2 separate regions of the Homo sapiens genome follow, and region 1 is linked to region 2. Evidence: chromatin contacts called from ENCODE Hi-C or POLR2A ChIA-PET data. All regions are on one chromosome and are shown on one strand. Each heading gives the region's core, a stretch centred on a gene start or an enhancer-like site at or near the end of the contact. The rest is flanking DNA. Distances are from core to core; before and after follow the strand shown.

Evidence for each region. Hi-C counts contacts between places; a loop is a spot of excess contacts on that map. ChIA-PET counts read pairs that join two places held with the same protein, here RNA polymerase II (POLR2A). Pooled maps may share reads with other maps.
Region 1: a loop to region 2 is called in a map of Ramos, with 4 times the contacts of the local background. The contact joins the enhancer-like site here to the promoter of LINC01641 in region 2. A Hi-C loop is called at or near these places in 2 of 168 maps with a recorded cell type or tissue (K562 and Ramos) and 2 of 50 pooled maps. POLR2A ChIA-PET finds 5 or more read pairs at or near these places in 1 of 52 experiments (PC-3).

What each region holds. Positions count from the first base shown.
Region 1 is chr1:227,445,781-227,448,839 of GRCh38, forward strand. No RefSeq gene overlaps it. Among named protein-coding and RNA genes, the nearest start is that of LINC01641, 54 kb to the left of the region's middle. Within about 2 kb of position 1,516, at least 4 of the 41 ENCODE cell types and tissues checked have a DNase peak (open chromatin) inside an H3K27ac peak, as active enhancers do.
Region 2 is chr1:227,391,951-227,394,906 of GRCh38, forward strand. LINC01641 (long intergenic non-protein coding RNA 1641) reads left to right here and starts at 1,604. Exons shown (of 4, transcript NR_187381.1): 1 at 1,604-1,754.

The DNA of each region.
Region 1 (3,059 bases), core at 266-2,765, 54 kb after region 2:
CCAAGAGGTGGAGGTTGCAGTGAGTCGAGATCACACCACTGCACCACTGCACTTCAGCCTGGGTGACAGAGCAAGACCTTGTCTCAATAAATACACACACACGCACACACACAGACTATAAGTTCTGCTTCTTTGGGGAATCCTGACTAATACAACAGGTGAAGAAATACCTCAGGCAATAGAGGCAACAAGCAAAGATGCAGGTGTGTGATACAGAATGATGCATCAGAGAACTGCAGGTTATGCAAGGTGGCTGGAGCACTTGAACTACAAGGCAAGGAGTGGTCAAGGACAAGGCCAGGTAATGTCTGCCAATAGACTCAGAGGATGGACACTATCAGGCAGTCCTGACCAGGAGACCAAAGTATGGATCTATTACACAAGACCAGATAGAGGTGACACATGGAAACCAGGAATCAAAATTAAGGAGGAAATGACTGATAACAGGTAAACGTATTATCCTTCCAGAGTATGTGCGATGGAATGTTTGTTGAAAACATGTTTGTTGAAAAAAAAATTAATCAAATATGTAATATACACTAAAATATGAGCATAAACCTAGATTAATACAGCTATGAAATTAAATTATGGCACTTCAGGTATGAGTCAGGTTGAGGGAGATATACGTGTCGTCAGTGTACTGAAGTTCCTGAAACTGGGAACCACTAGTTCTTCCTACTCTTTAATGAGCAAGAGGCCAGAAAGTAGAAGGAGTAGAAGCAGGAGGGGTGAGGAAGAAAAGAGATTGGGCAATTTACAAACGAAAGAAGATTAATGGACTCACAGTTCCACATGGCTGGGGAGGCCTCACAATCATGAGGGAAGGTGAAAGGCAGGTCTCACATGGTGGCAGACAAGAGAAGAGAGCTTCTGTAGGGAAACTTCCCTTTATAAAACCATCAGATCTCGTGAGACTTATTCACTATGACGAGAATAGCACCGGAAAGATCCACCACCATGATTCACTTATCTTCCACTGGGTCTCTCCCACAACACGTGGGAATTATGGGAGCTACAATTCAAGATGAGATTTGGGTGGGGACACAGCCAAACCATATCACCAACATTAGGTGAGATGACTCTGGATTCTGATTTCCGCTCCTCATGGCAATGTGTCCCCTTACGCGCCCTTCAGCTTTCTGTGTTCCTCACTCGGTCCTTGTTCTCTATTCTTTCATCTGCCCCCAGCCTTCTGTTTGCTCTTTCCTCACTCAGAGAGCTGTATTTCCTTGGTAAATTCCAGTCTTTTTTTTTTTTTTTTTTAGACGGAGTCTCACTTAAGCCCAGGCTGGAGTGCAGTGGTGCGATCTCGGCTCACTGCAACCCGTGACTCCCGGGTTTAAGCTATTCTCTTGCCCCAGCCTCCCGAGTAGCTGGGATTACAGGCGCCCGGCTAATTTTTGTATTTTTAATAAAAAGGAGGTTTCACCATGTTGCCAGGCTGGTCTCAAACTCCTGACCTCAAGTGATCTGCCCACCTCGGCCTCCCAAAGTGTTAGGATTACAGGCGTGAGCCACAGCGCCCAGCCGGTAAATCCCAGTCCTTTACCTACATCCTCCAGAGGTATTTTGAGCCTGTTGCCCCTGGCCTTTCAGAACCGGTCTCCCCCTCCCGGGCCATGCCCGTCTCTTTCTCATATTCTAACCCAGCTTTCCCACGTCTAAACCTATTTTTTGATTACTGGTGAGGCATTCTCTGGGCTCCCCGCAACCTCCCCGGGACTTGACTGGGAAGGGCTCCCTTAGGCTCTCTGTCTCTTTGGTGCCTGGGCTGCAGCCACAGAGCAGGGAGAAAGGCCCCGGTGGCCCTGTCGGCTCCGCGCGGCGCCCTGCGAAAGGCCGGCCATGCGACACGGAAGCTCCTGCAGAACTGTCGCCGTCGAAAAGAAAGAGGCCCTCGCCGCAAAATGACTCAGTCAGTTCAGGCCTCGGCCCCAAGAGAAGTTCCCTGGTCATGTCACACCCTCCACTGAAGCAGTTCCAAAAGGCTGGGGAAAGAGCTGTTTTCTGGGAATTTGGAATGTGGGAAAAATTTCCCCAGGGAGTCAAAGTCGCCCGCGGCAGGAAGCGGGGTTCCGGCCACTGGACGGCTGGTTTTCCTGCTCTGCCACCTCCCGGGGGATGTGAGACCTGCAGGCCTTCTCCCGGGTGGAGGAGAGCAGCTGTTCATGCACCGAGGATGGATTCATTTACTGTGCACCTAGAACAGAGAGGACTAGACAACGTCCCCGACCATAATGAGGCTACACTCGGGACGGGAGGTGTCTGTAACGGGTCGTTGTTGTAAATGCGAAAGAGAGAAGTGTGCAAGTCAGAATCCCGGGAATCCTCGGCCTCCAATCCATTATCAAGTCCTCTCAATTCCAAATCCAGCACGTCCCTTAGATCCATCCACTTCCCTTTCTCCAGGTCCAAACCACTCCTCTGTCTCCTCTCTGAATGCTTTCTCCTCCCTCAATCCATTCTCCACTTAGCAGCCTGCTTAAATCCATTTAGCTTAAATCCCCACCACAGTCCCAGCCCCGCCAGGTCCAGCAGGTCCTTCATCCAGAGCCCTTCTCCCCGACCCTCTCTCACATCAGCACCCAGGTCTTTCCGTACTCCAAACACCACAAGCTCTTCTCGCCTTCGGGACTTTGCTTCTTCACAGCTCCTTCTACCAAGCATACTCTTCCTTATCTCCCCCCTATTCATTTCATTCTATTGACCCTTGGATAGCGGCTCAGCATCAGTTCTTCAGGGAAAGCTTCCCTGACCTGCAGGTAACAGATCCTCCAGTCATCTATTCTAAAACTTCTCATGCTCTTCCCTCATAGCAAACATCACAGTTTAATTACATCTGTGTGCATTAGTTTAATTAATGTCTCCTTCCCCCGAAGCTGTAGATGCAATATCACTAGTACCTAGCATGGTACCTGACATATGGTAGATGCTGAAGAAGTATTTGTGGAATAAATTTGAAAGGACCTGTGGACTTCTTACAAGCAAGAGGAGAACAATCTGGTTTGCTGAGTGGGTGTAGAAGTAAAGTTTCCACCACAGAAGTAGAACAGGACCAG
Region 2 (2,956 bases), core at 354-2,853:
ACAGGTGGTTAAAAGGATAAAGCTGACATGAAAAGAGTAAAGCCAAGAACTTGGGAGTTAAAATGAAATGTAGATCGTATGTGGAATGTGGAGCCCCTTGTTAAAAAGCAGACAGAAAAATAGTGCATAAAATACCAGCTCAGCAGGTTTGTCGATCTTTATCTCTGGAGCGAACATGAATATACATAGAGAAATATTTGCATTTTGCAGCTGTACCAAAGCATCTGTCAGTAGCTCCATTATCATTTTCTTGTGTATATATTTTCATATCCACATAGAAACATTTGAGTAGGTAAAAATATATGCTCTGTGTGTTCAAATATACTAAAATATTTACTTAATGGTTAGCATTAAAAGTTCCTAGTAATTGTTTTTCTAACCCCACAGCTTCCTACTAGCTAAGGGCACATTTCTTAGTTCTTCCTTTTTTTCTCTAAAATCCTGAAAATAAGATCCAATATAGCCAGGTGCAGTGGCTCATGCCTGTAATCCCAGCACTTTGGGAGGGTGAGGCGGACGGATCACCTGAGGTCAGGGGTTTGAGACTAGCCTGGCCAACATGGTGAAACTCCATTTCTACTAAAACTGCAAAAATTAGCCAGGCGTGGCGGGTGCCTGTAATTCCAGCTACATGGGAGGCTGAGGCAGGAGAATCGCTTGAACCCGGGAGGCAGAGGTTGCAGTTAGCCGAGATCACGCCACCGCATTCCAGCTTGGGTGACAGAGTGAGACTCTGTCTCAAAAAAAAAAAAAAAAATCCAATATAGCTAAGAGAAGACACATAGCTATTATAAATAGAGATATGTGATCACCTACCCATCCAAGTTTTAAAAATAGTCTTAAGTGCTATTCCCTCGAAGATCTGTAGAATTTGCTTTAAAAATAAATATCGGTTGGGCATGATGGCTCACATCCGTAATCCCAGAACTTTGAGAGGCTGAGGTGGAAGGATGGCTTGAGGTCAGGAGTTCAAGACCAGCCTGGGCAACATAGTAAGACCCGCCCCCCCACCCCATCTCTCCAAAAACATTTTTAAAAAATTGACCAGGCATGCTAGTACATGCCTGTAGTTTCAGCTCCTTGGGAGACTGAGGCAGGCAGATTGCTTGAGCCTGGGATTTCGAGGCTTCAGTGAGTTATGATGGCACCACTGCACCCAGCCTGGGCAACAGAATGAGACTCCATCTCCAAAAATAATAAATAAATAAATAAATAAATAAATAAATAAGTATTCTTTTTTATAGTGCAATGATCTGTGATTTTATATATCTGTGGGTGCAATTGTATCTCTTTATGATTCCTAATATAGTTTATTTGTGCTCTTTTGTTTCTTTATCAGTCTTATTAAAGATTGGGTAATCAAACCGGATTTTTTTCTTAAAACTAACTTTCATTTGTATTTATTTACTCTATTTTATGACTTTGGTTTCTATTTCAGCCTTTTCTGCCCTTATTTTTACTGATGCCTCCTTCTGTTATGGGTCAAATTGTGCCCCCTGCCCAAAGATAGGTTTAAGTTTCAATCTCCAGTACTTCAGAATGTGACTTTATTTGGCAACGGGGTCATTGCAGATGCAATTAGCTAAGTTCAGATGAGGTCATAGTGGAGTAGGGTGGGCCTCTAATCCAACAAGACTGGTGTCCTTAAAAGAAGAGGGAAATATGGACACAGACATAGACACAGAGGAAGATGATGTGAAGACACACAGGGAAAACATCATGTAAAGACAGGCTTGGAGTGGTGCACCTACAAGGTGAGGAACATCTGAAGCTGCCAGAAGTTGTGAGAGAGGCATGGAGTAATTCCTTTCCTAGCACCTTCAGAGGGAGCACGGCCCTGCCTATACTGATAACGATGGTTCAACTTACAATTTTTCAACTATACAATGCTTTAAAAGCAATTCAGTAGAAACTATACTTCAAGTAACCATGCAACTATTCAATTTTTCACTTTCGGTACAGTATTCAATAAATTACACAAGATATTGAAAAATAGGCTTTGTATTAGATGGTTTTGTCCAATGGTAGGCTAATGTATGTGTTCTGAGCACATTTAATTTAGGCTAAGCTAAGCTGTGATGTTTGGTAAGTTAGGTGTATTCAATGCATTTTTTTTTTTTTTTTTTTGAGGTGGCGTTTCACTCCTGTCTCCCAGGCTGGAGTGCAATGGCACAATCTCGGCTCACTGCAACCTCCGCCTCCTGGGTTCACGCTATTCTCATGCCTCAGCCTCCTGAGTAGCTGGGACCACAGGCATGTGTCACCACACCCAGCTGATTTTTGTATTTTTAGTAGAGACGGAGTTTCAACATGTTGACCAGGCTGGTCTCTGGTCTTGAACTCCTGACCTCTGGTGATCTGCCCACTTCGTCTTCCCAAAGTGTTGGGATTACAGGTGTTAGCCACCACGCCTGGACGGATTTGGGGTTTTAAAAAATTCATTCTCACTTGGGAGGCCAAGGCGGGTGAATCACTTGAGGTCAGGAGTTTGAGACCAGCCTGACCAACATAGTGAAACCCTGTCTGTACTGAAAATACAGGTGTGGTGGCGTGTGCCTGTAATCTCAGCTACTTGGGAGGCTGAGGCAGAAGAATCGCTTGATCCTGATGGACTGGAGGTTGCAGTGAGCCTAGATCATGCCATTGCACTCCAACCTGTGTGACAGAGCGAGACTCTGTCTGGAAAAAAAAAATCATTCTGATAATCTCTTTTTGAAAGTCAATGTTTAACACGTTTATGGTTGCTGAGGCTAATGATAATGTTTCAACTTATTTTTAATTTTCTTATTTTTTCATCTTATGTTTATCATTCTTTGCTTATTTTTTCCTTTTTCCTTCCTTCTCTTGTGTTGAAAACATTTTCTATAGTCCTTTTTTCTTCTGCTGTTACTTTAGGAGCCAGACATGGTATCTTATTTATTTTAGTAGTTGTCCTCATAGTGTTAACTTGCATACT